2 separate regions of the Mus musculus genome follow, and region 2 is linked to region 1. Evidence: chromatin loops called from intact Hi-C (ENCODE). Cell type or tissue: left cerebral cortex. All regions are shown on one strand. Each heading gives the region's core, and the rest is flanking DNA. Links, peaks and the distances in the headings are about the cores only.

Evidence for each region. Peaks named below come from ENCODE experiments on the same cell type or tissue, not always from the same donor. Only the 100,000 strongest peaks of a DNase experiment are listed, where the experiment ranks them.
Region 2: it touches region 1 in a loop (2.7-fold over the local background); 3 of 42 quality-filtered maps call a loop at or near these places.

What each region holds. Positions count from the first base shown.
Region 1 is chr6:73,363,282-73,371,015 of GRCm38, forward strand. No RefSeq gene overlaps it. Among named protein-coding and RNA genes, the nearest start is that of Gm40378, 77 kb to the left of the region's middle. In left cerebral cortex, for the core only: a CTCF peak has its summit at 4,511 (motif pointing right); DNase peaks (open chromatin) are centred at 4,529, 4,941 and 5,631; H3K4me3 peaks cover 775 bases.
Region 2 is chr6:73,493,555-73,501,288 of GRCm38, forward strand. No RefSeq gene overlaps it. Among named protein-coding and RNA genes, the nearest start is that of 1700065L07Rik, 26 kb to the left of the region's middle. In left cerebral cortex, for the core only: no CTCF peak of the experiment used is centred there; a DNase peak (open chromatin) is centred at 4,176.

The sequences.
Region 1 (7,734 bases), core at 1,551-6,550:
AGACAGAGAGAGAGAGACAGACAGACCGATAGAGATAGACAGACAGACAGAGACAGAGAGAGGGGAGGAGGGAGAGGGACAGAGAGAATGAGTATGTGTAAGGTCAGACTGCAACTTTCCGGAGTCAATTCTCACCTTCTACCTTTTTGAGGCAGAGGCTCCTTATTCATGATCCCGTACAGTGTGCTCCAGGATATCCACTCCATCATTAACCCTGTGTAGTGAACCCTAGGCTACCTACCCTCCAGCATGTACCCCTGTGCAGTGTACCCTAGACTATCTACCCTCCAGCATGTTCCCCTGTGCAGTGTAACCCAGGCTATCTATCCTCCCATCATATACCCTGTGCAGCGTGCTCCCTGCCAGCTGCCTGCTTTTTACAGGAGTCTTGGGGATGAGATGCAGGCACTCCGATGCTTGTGCACTTAGTGCCTTTACTCACCAAGCCACGCACACACTATCCATCCAGGCTCCTTTACTTGGACACTTGGCTCCCAGGACCACACAAACGCCTTTTTATCAGAAATATATTTGTAACCCAGTCTTAGAAAGAAAAAGTCAAAAATAAAAGAATAAAATGGAAGAGAATTCTATTATCAGTGGATGGCTTCCCTTAAAACAACAACCTTCTGGGCATTGTGTGAGGCAGACGGTGGCAGAATTTACAAGGTGCTCTTGCTCAAGACTGATACCAGCTCCCCGATCCCTCAAAATCCACACTGAGAGCTCAGCAGCTGCTCTTGGAGGCTTCTCTGCATCACTAACGCATATGGAGGAGAAAGGGCACACTCAGAACCTACCTCGGCTGCCTTCCTGGGGCCCACGATGTTTAATATCCTGAGATATCAACAGGATGGGATGCAAAGAGCAGGCACATGAAGAAAGGAAGGCACGGTGGCTTTGCAGAGGACAGTTACTTAAGGTGTATCTCAGGTGGTGGTAATCTTAGTTGGAGTTATCCTAGGTGGGCAATCACCTCAGGTAGGAGTCACCTTAGGTAGGAGGCAGAGAATATGTAAATTCAACAGTTTGTTTTGTTTTGTTTTGTCCACGCTATAAACACCAAGCTGTTAAAAGCAGCCTCCACTATCTGGGTGCAGATTTTGTATTCAGAGCCTTATTCTACTCTGGAGGGGTTTGCTACCTCTGAGGACGCTCTGAATTTCACTGTGCCTCCCCTTTCCTGTCAGTGAGTGGAGGGGCCTGTTGGACTTGTTAGATTAATCAGCTAAGGTGGGAAGAGATGTCAGGAGAACCTCCTGAGAATCCAAATCAATACTGAGCATGAAAACAAAGCCAGCTTTGAAGCCCCGAGCTCTAAAGGAGAAAGTCTCCATGCTGCTAAGAGAAGTTAGAACACCGCAAAAGTGCGTAAAAGGAGTTCAGGAAATTCTTTCTTCCCTTGCTTCTTTTTCTTTTCTTTTCTTTAAAAAAATTACTTATTTATTTTTATGTATATGAGTACACTATTGCTCTCTCCAGATACACCAGAAGATGGCATCAGATCCCACTGCAGATGGTTGTGAGCCACCGTGTGGTTGTTGGAAATTGAACTCAGGACCTCAGGAAGAGCAGTCAGTGCTCTTAACCACTGAGCTATCTCTCCAGCTCCCCCCTCTTGCTTCTTTTTCCTCAGAAAGTTTGATGATAAGTTTTGGTGTTATGGTGGTTTGATTAAAAATGGCCTCCCTAGGTCCATAGGGAGTGGTGCCATTAGGTGTGGCTTTGTTAGAGAAAGTGTGTCACTCAGGGGTGGGCTTGGAGGGGGGGGGGTCTCAGAAGCTCAAACCAGGCCTAGTGGCTCACAGTTACTTTCTGCTGCTTGTCAGTTTAGATGCAGACCTCTCAGCTCCTTTGCAAGCGTCATGACTGCCCGCACGCTGCCACGCTTCTCACCATGCTCCCTGACATAACAAGAAAGGACGAAGCCTCGGAAACTGCAAGCCAGCCCCAATGGAGTGTTTTCTATTATAAGAGTTGGAATGGTCATGGTGTCTCTTCACAGCAATTAGAAACCTTAACTAAGACAGAAGTCAAGAAGGTGTTCTCCCATAGTGCATTTGGGCACTCTTCTAGGAAGAAGAAAGAGCCATGAAGTGTTCGATTACTTTGCCTTATGGTGGTTGATAGTTGACCTGATCAACTTCCTCTCGCCCTTTGTCTGGAGACCCAGGGCTCGTATTCCTTTCTGGCCGCCCACTGCGTCGAACCTTCTCATCTGTGCATCACGTCTATTCTGGAACATTCTTCCTTCCACTCAGACGTAATTTGTGCAGTATTCACCCACCCCTAATGCTCAAAGCCTTGCACACGAGTGCTTGAAGCAGGTCCAGCAGCTAGATGCTCTTTGAATTTTTGGATATAATATCCTGTCTTAGAGGAGTCTAATACCATATGGTTTTGGTCAAGCCATTTGATGAATCTTTCTTGAACTTGTCATGCATTATTAAATACGACTCAACATTATTAAATACTATAGTTAAAAAGGAGTAAAATTCCAGGGCACTTGCTTGGTGATGCAGCAGATAGGTCACCTCCTGACCCCCAGCTCACACACATCTGTGCTTATTACCTGCATTCCTTACCCCTTTGTTAGTCCCTCCTCTGTCTCCCTGCTTCTGCTCAGCCAGAAGATCTCAACCTGTGGGTGTCAAATGGTCCTTTCACTAAGGCCATCTGAAAACACACTTATTTATGTTACAGTTCGTAACAGAAGCTACGTTACAGCTATGAAGTAGCAATGAAACTAACTTTATGGTTGGGAGTCACTACGACGTGAGGAGCGGTGTGAAAGGATCACAGCATTAGGAAAGGGAGAACCACTGAGTGAGAGTCTCGCCGTTACCTAACCTCTGCACGCACACACACCACAGCTACGGCGGTACCCCAACAAACCCAGGTCTAAGACACACTAATGGCAGCTAGTGGGAAAAGATTAGTGGTCTTTGCTTTTTTTTTTTTTTTTTTTTTTTACTGTGTTAGGGGCTCTCTCCCATGAACCCTGGTCTGGACTGCCTTAGTCACAGATAGGAGTGACAAGACTGTGGCCCAGAATTAAAGCCTAAAGCTGCCCCCCCCCCACTCCTAATAATGATAATGAGATGAAAGTAACCCATACTCCAGGGAAAAGCATCAAACAAACAAACAAAACAACAGACAAGCAAAACCCAAATTATCTGTTTCCCAGACTAGCCTCAACGATGGCTGCGAGTCTAAGCATGGTTCCAGTTGATGGTTTTGGCAGAATAGGCTGAGGTGCTTCTGGGAGAGGAGAAAGTGTCTCCCTCTACTCAGGCCCAGCGGGTGAAGGAGGGATTAGTGCACATCCCTTCTGAAGATCACACAGGCCTGTGAGAATGGGAAGATGGCATTTCCTTTCCTTGGGGGATGCTAATTGCTGTAATGTCCTACCTATGACATGAGGGAACTGGCCTTTCTGCTGCTTTCTGGGCAAAGGAGCAGATAAAGAATGGAGGGTAAAGGAGAGCCCACTGGAGACAACCATTACCATGCCACCAACCAAGCTCACAGCCCATGCAGAGGACACCAGCAGCAGATACCACTGGGTCCTGGAAGCAGTCCCTGGGGAGCGTGACATGAAGGCCAAGTTTCTTCTTCCAGAGATCTGTGCTCTGGGGCGCTCCAGGAGCATTGGCTACTGCCCCTTGTCACACAGAAAGCAGCCAAAAGCCAAGGGCTGAGATTTGCCAGTGGGTGGACAAGCCTTACCCTTCACCTTACCCACTCCTTGGAGTGGCAGTGTGAAGGTAGAGAAGTGCCCCAGAGACCAGAATTCCTGTCCTCACCCTGTTCTTGCTCTGAACGGCAAGATGGTGTCTGAGAAAAGTTTAAATGTAACAGAATAAAATTTTAATAATCAAAAGTGTCCCCCAAATATAGACTCTGATCAAACTTCCATTAAGAGATCTGTTCTTCAGTGGGTGGAGATAATGTAGTAAAACAAAAAAAATTAAACAATTGGAATTTAGATTCCCACACTGAGCGCAGACCCCTCAGTAAATTCTTCATGGTCACCAGGAAAGGGGGTTGCTGGAATGAAAGACAAGAACACTTTGAGATTTTAAAAAAAGTATTTATTTCTTTCTCTCCTTTCTCTCCTTTCTCTCCTCTCTCCTCTCTCTCTCTCTCTCTCTCTCTCTCTCTCTCTCTCTCTGATACTGAGGGTGTGCATAGCAGGGTGTGCATATGCAGAGGCCAGTGTCTTCTATCAATCATTACCTTATTTTTATTATTTAAAGAAGTTGGCTGTGGTTTTCTGTAATGTTCCCCCTCTTCTGTAAAGAGAAGGTTCCTTGGTGAGGACGAGGACTGTATTTACCTGTATTTACCCGTGGTATAAGGACAGATACTTAGAGTGTCGTTAAGGATTGTGATACTTTCGTATAAAAGTGGGGTTTGTAGGTTCTCCTCCAAGATCCATGACTTTACTAGCCTTGGGTAGTTGGCTAGATTTCCAGTCATAAGGTTAGCCTTCAAGGTGTTAGGTGAGTAATGTCCACAAGGTGGCAGCAGAGGACTAGTATGGCCAGTGGCCGCTTGAGTGTGGAAGTAGGAAGTTCTGAGTAGTGCTATTTCCATGAGGAAGGTTGCAAGTCAAGGAAGCAAACAAACAGGTTAGAAACCTGGGAGATAAATACAAACAGGTGCAGATGAATTTTAGGAGGGTATTGAGATGAGACTTGAATAGAAAAATTAGTAATCTCGTACTATGTGTTTATTCTGGGCAGGCAATACGCTCAACTCTCCTGCCTTGTCTGAGCCATTTCTTGGAATAACCCTGCAATTATTTCTATTTCACTTCCGAGGAGATAGAGGCATCGATGAATTAAGTTCCTGACGGAAGTTTACACAGTGACTAATAGGTGGAATTAGGACTAAAAGCCGGGTTTGTCTGACTTCTGAGTCAGACTGAGTCAGTCTGGCTTCTGAACTGCCTTGTTAGACACTGCTGGAGACCAGAGGTTCTCAGAATGTAACACATGGAGACTCGCGGTATTTCTTACTGCATCCATATAGTGTGTGCGTGCGTGTGTGTTTCTGGCACGAGGCTGGGTAGAGCACTGTGGAGGTCAGAGAGCTATATTCTTGAGCTAATTCTACTATGTGGGTCTGGAGCATTGAACTCAGATCCTCAGTGTTGGTGGCAAGCATCTTTATGTACTGAGACATATTATTGGTGTGACTCATGTTTTTAAAGCAGATATTGAGGGGATTCTGATGTGGGTTAGGTTTTGAGAACTCAGCAGGGTTGCCCGCTCGCACTTTGGCTCTTCCCTGGGGTTTTCACAGTGAAACTGGTGGGGACAGCCTTAAAGGTACGGGAGGGGCGGGGAGTCACCCCAGCTCCCTCCCTTACTTACCTGCCTCGATTCGCTTCCGCTTCAGCGCTTCGCTTCGTCTTTGTAGAACTTGGAACTTCTCCCTTCATTAACATGACAAACAGGCTACCTCCATCAAGGGCGGTCGGGTGAGACTAGCCTGGAATTTAGAATCTCCTTATAAATAAAGTCTCAGCTTTAAGCATTAACAAAAGACATTGGATCTTTATAGCGCCATTCATTTCTGAACTTGCCAATTCGGCAGCCAGAGAGCAGCTTCTAGCCTTGCTCCCACCACTAATTATGAAACTGTACCCTGATGCGTGGTAGCGCAGCTTCTTAGCAGAAGCTGTTATTTATCTAAAGATGTTGCCATTTACAGGACTGGGGGAAAGACAGAAAGTTGTTAATCTGTTTCTCTAGCCAGGAATTTCCACATGATGCGGCGAACTGGTTTCCTGGTGCCTTTGGCAGTTTGCTTAAACTTTGAAGTGTACTCATGTTCTTTTTCAGTAAGAGGGGAAATAATAAATGCTCTTCTGCAAACAAGTCTTTTATTCTGAGAGACGAACCCAGCAGAATGAAAGTTATGAGTTGGAAGTTCCTGGTGGAGTTGGGAAGAGCTGGCTGAAGTTTTTGGATATCCCTTTAAAGAAAAAAAGAAAAGCAAGCTAATTTTCACTTTATTTGTTTGAAATTTATGATTACATCCATAGGAGATAGGAGCCCCTTTTGCAGAGGCTACAAAAGGATAGAGAGTAAGGCCTTGGTGTTGTTTACGGGGACACATGGTTTCCATGAGTTTGAGCTGCCTTTGACATTGCCATTTGCATGTCTGCATTAGTATGCTCCGTGAGTAGTCTTGTTTATTCATGTGCACATTATAGATTGTAGACCTCTCCATCAGCACCCATCGCTAGCTTTGAAATCAGAGGGTAGGCATAGCAATTAGGCGCCAACTGTTTGCAAGTGTTTATTCGGCCAAATATGAAAATGATGATCTCATTCTCTGTGCTGAATCCTGGATCTCCAAGGCGCCATTGCTCTGGACTTAGTCAGGGTCACCATAAGGAGAGCAAATACTTGACAGAACAACTCAAGGGGAAAGGTTATCTCTTTTAACTGCAACTTTATAATTGTAGTTACAGTTATAGTTATTGTTGTTAGCATTTTGTCTAGGCTCCACCCCACAGTTATCTGGCAACAGCCAGGTGTGCCTGACTCACTATAAAAGGGGCTGCTGGCCCCCTCTGCTCTCTCTTGCTTTCTTGCCTTCTTGCTCTTGCTCTGTTGTTTCCCCCCTTACCCCTCTCTCCTCATTACCCTACCCTTCTCTCTCCATGTGCTTATGGCCGGCCTCTTCCCTTCCCTTCCCTTCCCTTCCCTTCCCTTCCCTTCCCTTCCCTTCCCTTCCCTCCCCTCCCCTCCCCTCCCCTCCCCTCCCCTCCCCTCCCCTCCCCTCCCCTTTCTCTCTGTCTCTACTACCCTCTCAGCTCTTCTCCCATGCCCTGAAAAACTCTATTCTATACTATACTGTCTCGTGGCTGGTCCCTCAGGGGGAAAGGATGCCTCAGCATGGGCCTGCAGAGACACTTCCCTTATCCCATACCTGACTACACACTCACCAAACATATTCCTTCTCTCCTTATCTTCTTATAAAACACAATAATAGTTATAGTTGTTATAGTTATCATTCCAGCCAGCCATGGATCTACTGATTCTGGGTCCACGTTGAGACAGAAGATAGTGGCGTGGGAACATGTATTAGAGGCTACCCATGTCATGGTAGAGGAAAGCTGGGACAGGAACCAGGTACCACCATCAAAGGCATGTCCCCCAGTGACCTGCTTCTTCCAACTAGGCCCCAACTCCCAAAGTTCCCAGAACCTGTTAGATAGGAACCACATACAGGAGCTTGTGGTGGGCATTTTAATGTGTGCGCGTGCATGTATGTGTGTGTATGTGATGTGTGTGTGATATGTGTGTAAGTGTGTATAGGTGCTCATACATTTGTATGCGTGCATGTAGATGCCAGTGCGATTTATTTATTTATCAGTAGGTTCTCTATTACTGAGCCTGGAAATGCTCAGAGATCCAGCTCAGCCTGCTGACCAGTAAACTCTACTGAAGTGTCAATCTCTGCTTCTTCAGTACCACCGGGAACGCTATCTTCCTAAGCCTAGTTTGCAGCTTCTATTCTGCCCCCTGACAACATCCTGGTTTTCTTATAGAGAACCACCTTCCTGCTTTAGTTAACGTGACGTGGTCCTGGATCCTCCCTTTCAGACTCTTGGAGATGGTTCCTCAGCTCTGGTGTAGCCTGGGTTCAGCTGCTCTCTCCCGAAGCTTTGACTTTGAAACAGACTAAGGGGGCTGAGAAGAGTGCATAGGATCC
Region 2 (7,734 bases), core at 1,144-6,143, 130 kb after region 1:
CTTGCTGAGGAGCCACGTGCGAATCCCAGCATCCGCATGGGGGCTCACAACCACATGGTGGTTACTGTGACTCCAGTTCCAGGGATCCAACTTCTGTTCTGGTCTCTACTGGCTCCTGCAAGTGGTACACATACATATACTAGGTGCATACAATAAACAAATATTAAAAAGAGACAGCGGCAAAGATAAATTGTAGGGAAAAAAAAGCTGCGTATCTGTACATCAAATGAACATGAACTTACTTTGTCACGTTATTCCTTAGATCTAATTTCATAAATCTTTTTGATTTGAACACGGCAGGGGAGAACTAAGCCTTCCTCAATGCTGTGTGTCCTCCATGGCTTCATCTATTGAGTATTTCTATTCTTTTTGATCATTTTTTATTTTTGTCAAGGCAGTAATTTCTTTATGTGTATGCATAGAAAACAAATTATAAAAAAAGCAACTTAGCTCCTTGGGTCCTTTCTCTAGCTCCTTCATTGGGGACCCTGTGCTCTGTCCAGTGGATGGCTGTGAGCATCCACTTCTATGTTTGTCAGACACTGGCAGAGCCTCTCAGGGGACAGCTTTATTGGGCTCAGTACCCAAGGAGTTGAAGGTGTTAGCAGTCTCATAGGAGGAATAACAATATGAAGTAACCAGTACCCCACAGAGCTCCCTGGAACTAAACCACCAACCAAAGAAAACACATGGTGGGACTCATGGCTCTAGCTGCATATGTAGCAGAGAATGGCATAATCGGTCATAAATGAGAGGAGAGACCCTTGATCCTGTGAAGGTTCTATGCTCCAATATAGGTGAATGCCAGGGCCAGGAAGTGGGAGTGGGTGGGTTGGTGAGCAGGGGGAGGGGGAAAGGAGATAGGGGATTTTCAGAGGGGAAACTAGGAAAGGGGATAGCATTTGAAATGTAAATAAAGAAAATATCTACTTAAAAAGATAATTAAAAAAGCAACTTAGAAATGTATTCTAAACATTAACCAATGAGTCCACACATAATAGCATCAATGGCATAGAGCCTTTTTAGTTTTAGAATAATACTTAAAATCAATCCTTTGCCTGAATGTAACAAAACAAGTTTTGGAATAGCCTTTGTGAAATGAGGTTCATTTAGAGAAAGATAGAAAAATTAAAGAAGTAGGAACCAGGGCTTACAAAAGGGCTTTTGGAGTCTTTCTTCCAGCTTAGTCACCATGTCTGGTCTCTTTATTCCTGTCCCTTTCTTCTGTCTTGAACATCTACCATTTGAACAGTGTGAGCTATGTCCTCATAGTCTACCTCTAAACTCTTAGAGGAAAATAGAAATGGAAGACTAGAGAGATGGCGTATTTAGAGAAGTACTTGTTACACACAAATGAGATCCTGAGCTCAGGTCCTCAGCACTCCTGTAGAAAGCTGAGTGGAGGAGGATATATCTCAATCCTAGAACTAGGGACGGAGAGTCAGGAGGATCTTTGGGGATTACTGGTCAGCCAGTCTAGGAAATCAGTGAGATTTAGGTTTAGTGAGAGACCTTGTCTCATAAAAATAAAGGTGAAGAAGTGATTGAGGAAGACATTCAACATAGTCCTCTGCCTTCCACAAACCTTTGTACATGCACACAAATGTATATCACACACACACACACACACACACACACACACACACACACATGAGAGAGAGAGAGAGAGAGAGAGAGAGAGAATAGTATTAATTCTCGTGAGAGCTTACAATTGTAAATGACTTTTCAGGAGTCACAGGAGTAAACTTCTAATGGTAGAATTTGAGACACTGAAGAGAGTTCTGAGTTTTATCTAGAGACTAAAGGTTAATTAAAATAGAAGTTGTATTTGAGGAAATTCATATCTAGAAAAACACACATTACTGATAGAATAAAGGCAAGTGGAGACCATCAATTCTAAGCCTTTGAATGCTTCTCAGATACCATCTTGGTGGTATGGAGTGAAGATAACTAGAAAGTCCAGGTTTCAATGTAAGCTGAGTGTTTTTCTTTTTTCACTTGCCATTAACTATCAATCACTTTTTATCGAGGAGTAAGGCCTCATGAATGGTGTGATGGAATATCGACTGTCTGACATTTTATAGGTCTTGTACAGATAATCACATCTACAGTTCATGAGTGTCTAAATGGCAAGTGGATTAGACTAGCAATGGTAATTCTATGGGCTATTTTAGACTAGCAATGGTAATTCTATGGGCTTTTGTGTACACTAAGCTTATAGTATATTTGGGAGTGCTGAAGGTTAAACCTGTTCATTGCCAATGGGGAATTCTCAATACCAGAGCATCTTGAGGTTCAGGAACTAGGAAGAACTGTAGAAAGCTGAAGCTTGGGCTAAGGAGAGCATCAGTAGGGAGTTCCTGTGAATGCTATGCACTGTAACTCTTTGTGGGAGCTTCGTGGCCTTGGTGCTGCCTGAGGCATTGGAAGGGAACATTACTTTATGATGAATAGTCATCCTAAAGAGATGGGATTCCATCTGACATAGTCAGCAAGAAATCTTTGATCTATTTGCAAAGATCAAGGACAGAATCAAAACTCTCTCTATGGAGGTCAGAGTTGAGTGCTTTGTGCACAGGATGCTAGAAGATGTGCCTCTGACTATAATGAGGGTAGTGTCTGAGCAGGCTTTGTGACATGCATATTCTTAACACCAGTGCTGTGCAGATATTTATTCTGAATGGAAACATTCCCTCTTAGAGGGAGGCTCCTTAAGACTCATCAAGTAACTTACAAGGCCCTCAAGTCTTAGCAAGTTGTGAAAATTGACAGGATTCACAAGGCTTCTCTTGCCAGGGAGAGAAGACCCTGACCAGCTAAACTGTCTACAAGTTGTGCAGGAAGCTAAAGAGATAGAGCTTTGTCAGCCTTGAGTCGGCACTCATGCTGGGATAGGCTTGTCAGTGGCAATGCTGAGTCATTCATTCTCCCAGGAGCATCCCTCATTTATAGTCCCGGAGCTAAAAGCAATAAATGGACTGGCTCAGCAGGCTCTGCTTGGCTGGTGTTGTTTCCTTGCTTTGCTGTTGGTTCTCCACCTGTGATGAACAGACATTTGTTCACGTCCTTCCAGGAAAAGTCACATAATGACAGGTGCTGTGACAGGGTATCTTTTTAAAAAATTTATTTCTTTATTCACTTTACATCCAGATCACGTTCCCTTTCCCTCCTCTCCTCCCAGTCCTACCCTAACTTTCCCTCTCTCCATTCCCTGTATCCTCCTCTGAGAAGGGAAGACCGCCATGGGTGCTAACCTGCCTTGGTACATGAAGGAACAGCAGGACTAATCAAATTCATTCACAGGGTGCCCAGAAGCCCACAAGTGGGTACAGGGCACAGAACGTGGGCCTGCACCACAGACTCTGGAACTGACTTCTGATGCTGTCTATTATGTCTATTACTAGCTGGATAATTTTGAATAAATCCCTAAGATATTCTGCGTTTTCATTTTTTACGTGAGATACTGATTACATTTTAGCATACTTGTATTGCTCATTTATTCATTTGTTCACTAAATATTCATGGAATGGTTGCAATGTGCCTGGTACTGGATTTAGATACTGTGTCTAACAAACAAATATCACTGTCTTAATAGAGATTATTTTAAATAAGGTATTGTATAAGCACACATCATATTTTAAAAGTCATAATGATGATGATGATTGTGATGTTATACTAATAAACACAACTTCTTAGTGTTTAAGACAGCTGTGTTACCCAACCCCTGACTATCCCTCTAAGCATGGTGAATCTACAGCATCAGCATTTTCCTTCCCTTGGAGCAGAGATCCCATTTTCTCTGTCATTCTAGACAAGCTCTGTGCAGTTTTAGTATTCATAATTGTCCCTACACAAGCTCCCAGAGCCCCCAGGGCCAGGCGTGCCAAGGTCTTTAAGATGCACCTCCTTTCACTCTCTGTCACAGGCAAATATGTCATTGATGTGTAATTAATGATGAGGGAGTCAGGGGCCCAGCATTAACACACACCAATCAAGGCCTTGTCAGCCTGGGAGGTGTTGATGGGATTTCTGTTCTTTTAGCAATATTTATTGTTACAAAATGCTGTGCAGTCTAGTGGGGAAGGGAAGTGCCTCACAGCACTGGTGATGCGTCTGTTTGTAGCCAGCTACAGAAGCAGCATCAGCTGGATCTTGTGACTAATTCAGGACTCTGCAGGCTGAAGTAGATGAGGGAGCTGGAGGGAAGGTCCTTCTGATTAAAATGTGTACGGCATGCAGATTCCTTCTGAGTGAAGATTTAGAAATTTTTGTTCACTCCAGCAATATGATTTCATTGAGCATTTCATTGGGTATCCAGCACCAAGCTTGGCCCGTAGGCAATCGAACATGATGTGCCTTTTGAGTTCAGCAATTTCACATTTATTTGATGGAAAACACGAGATCTTAATTCAGGATCCTTCCCATGGCATGCCTTCTAAGTACTCAACTTTATTTTCCTGCCTGTGGTTAGATCGATACAACAGTGGGTCACAGCATGTAATTCCAGCTCCTGACATTTGCAAAGAGACAGTGAAGAACATGAAGAAGGCTCACGTCACCGTCACTGCCTATCAACTTATCTTTGTCTAGGGAGACAGAAAACTCTCACACCCAAGTTATCTGAAGTGGACTTATTACTCACAGAAATGCAGCAAGGGGTCATTGATGTCTGGGATGCCCAGCAAGTCCACCTCTAAGGCCCTGAAAGACTAGCTAGGGTAGATAGACTTGCCTCCAAGGCCATGTGCATTGCAGACAAAGGAATGCAGAAAGCATCCTGCTTTAGGCCTCTCTCCTGAAGAATAGCAGGACTCTGGTTTAGAAAACTGTTTCTAAAGAGGCTGCAATAGAACCCCAGCTTTGATGAGCAATCCCTCCACATCTCAGAAAGTTCTAGTCCTCACACATTCCACAGGTAGTTTTGAAATCTCCAATGATGAACAAGGAAGAACTGGGTTGGTTCAAGGCTACCAAGAGAACTGTTCTTCAAAGAAAGACACAAAGATGAAAAAGAATAAATGCTACTCTCCTCCTTATCTGAAGTCTCCCTGAGCATCTGAAGTGTGATAATAATCAAGAAACCAAAGCAACTCTATGCTCCTTCTATAATTGACTTCAGTGTGCTTTAATTATGGTCATTAGAGCATATACATTAGGTTACTAGGTTCTAAGCATCGATAATATTCCCCTGTCACAGTTATGTCTTAGTCCTGGAAAAAAACCCATAGGAATTGCCTTAAAGCCTTAAAATTTTACTTTGATGTTTGATATTATGTATCTTATTTATCTCACACTATTCTTACTCTTGCTATGTAGCTTATAATGACCTTGAGTTGATCCCTCCTGAACATTGGGATTATAGGTGTGTGTAGTGTGTGTCACTGTGTCCAGTTTATGGAGTGCTGAGGATCAAACTAGGGACTCTGTGCATGTTAGGAAGCAATGTTCCAACTGAGACATAACTGCAGGACAGGGCTGACCACATCTTAAATATTACATACAACCTCAGCCATTGCCCAACAAAGATCCCTGTCTCTCCAGCCTTCTTGCTGATTTTTTTTCCTATCGCAAAACTTACTTCTTGTTCTCTTTGTTTCTACTGCAGTCATAGCTATTCTGTATTTCCTGGGTCATGGGGTGTCACCCTGACCCTTCTGGCCAGGCTTTTCACCCCCTAGACCTTTGGCTGAGTTTTCTATACGTTCCCTTCTTGGGATCCATTTGGCCATCTGCTTTTCAGCTCATGTTCCCAGATGGTTGTGTGCTGCGGGGAGGAGAAATACACATGACTGGTCAGGTGTGGTTTTCAATTCAGCTTCACTCTCCATGCTGCCTGCCATGCTCTTATGTGGCCCCAGGCTGTCTTCTCATTTGTTCGGACACAACTCTATCCACCCTTCGAGTTTCTTCCTCTGAGTTGGCCTTACTTGCATTATTACAAGTAAGCTTGCTAGGCACAAACTTTACCCACTATTCGTCCTCCGACTGCTAGGGATGAATTCATGTTGCAAAGCATCTCTTAAAAAGGTATTTCCACAGCATTTCAGAAGAAGAAAGGATGATCCCGTGTGTAGAGTGTTTGAGAAGACGAGGAGGGGTTTTCCTGGACTGATCACAAGAACTGGACAGGGAGGGAAAATAACGATGGCGCTAGTGTCAGACAGGCTTCCTTTGCAAGTAATGGTAGCTTGATTTTCTGTGGCTCCACGACTGAGCACAAGCTTTAGGGCTGTGCCGTGAAGGACAACAATGCTGGAACACAGAGTACTTTCAGTCCGTGGGTCAAGGCTGCTTCACTGGGAACATTACTTCCCTGCTACACCTAGCTCACTGCTGGCTAAACCTCGGAAACCCTGGGTTGAGAACTACTTAGCTCTTACCTATCAGGCTTTCTCTCTCTCCAATACATTCTTATTTTCATTCATTTATTTATTCACTTTACATCCCAATCACAGTCCCCCACCCTCATCTTCTCCCAGTCCCACCCTCCCACTTCCCTTCCTCCTTCTCCTTAGAGACGTCCAACCTGCCCTGGCACATCAAGTCCCATCAGACTAAGCAATCTCCTCCCACGGAGACTAGACAAGACAGCCCAGCCCAGGGAAAGGGATACAAAGGCAGGCAACAGAGTCTGAGTCAAAGGTGGCTCCCACTCTGAGCTGCACATCTGCTATAAATGTATAGGAGACCTAGGCCTTTGTTTGGTGGTCCAGTCTTGGTGAGCCCCCATAGGCCCAGCTTTGTTGGCTCTGTGCCAAGGACCAGCTTCAGCTTGGAGAGGGGTTCTGAGAGAAGGGGTATTTGAGAGCGGCAAAATCATGGGTCCATGCTGACGACCTATGTTCTGCTCAAGACAGCTGTCTAGATTGACTATTTTATTTTTTCCTCTGTTCTGCTTTCTCTGGTGATCTCCAGACAGCTCTCTCTATGTTCCACGAGAGACAGTTCTCCAAGCAGTTCTATCTTGGTATTCAAAAAATATCTCTGGATAGTTCATCCTTTGCAGACCAAAAGCCCAGTCTTTTATATTAAATACCAATCTAGTCATTTACTCCAGGTTCCCTTTTGATTATCCTATGAATCCACATTCCATGACCCCAATCACTTGATTTTTAGTTGGCTGCAAGCGCGCGCGCGCACACACACACACACACACTTTTTTTTTTCACATTGCAAAAATAATTCAGAGAACTGTCTGATTTTGTTAACTACCATTTCCAACATGCCTGGGCCTGGACCTGAACTTTCTCTGTCCTAGGTTGACCTTGAAGTCAGGAATCTGTCTGCCTTTGTAAGCATAAACAAAAAGCATAGCTAGTTGGGATCTCCTTCAATCACCACTCCCTAAATCTCTTTATCTCCTTCCTTAGTATCTTTCTGACAAGCTGGCTCATAGTGCAGCTGCTTTGTTCTTTTAGATTTGTGAAGCCACTCATATAATTCATATTGCATCTTTATATTTTGCAGAGTTGAGAAATTATTTATTTTTCAGTTCATGATTTTAGAGTTCTTTTCTACAACCCTAAGGGTTGTCCTGAAGGTCCTAGAGTTTACCATTTTGCTGAGACATTAACCACAACTTCATCTCCCAGACTCATGCTGACTCTGGTTAAGGTTAACAGGGAGGACATTCCTTGAAGAAGGAATGTGAAAATATGTACATTATTATGTCAACAAGCCTTATGCTCACAGCAGCCATCGACACTCATGGAGGCCCATGCCCTTTTGGCCCTG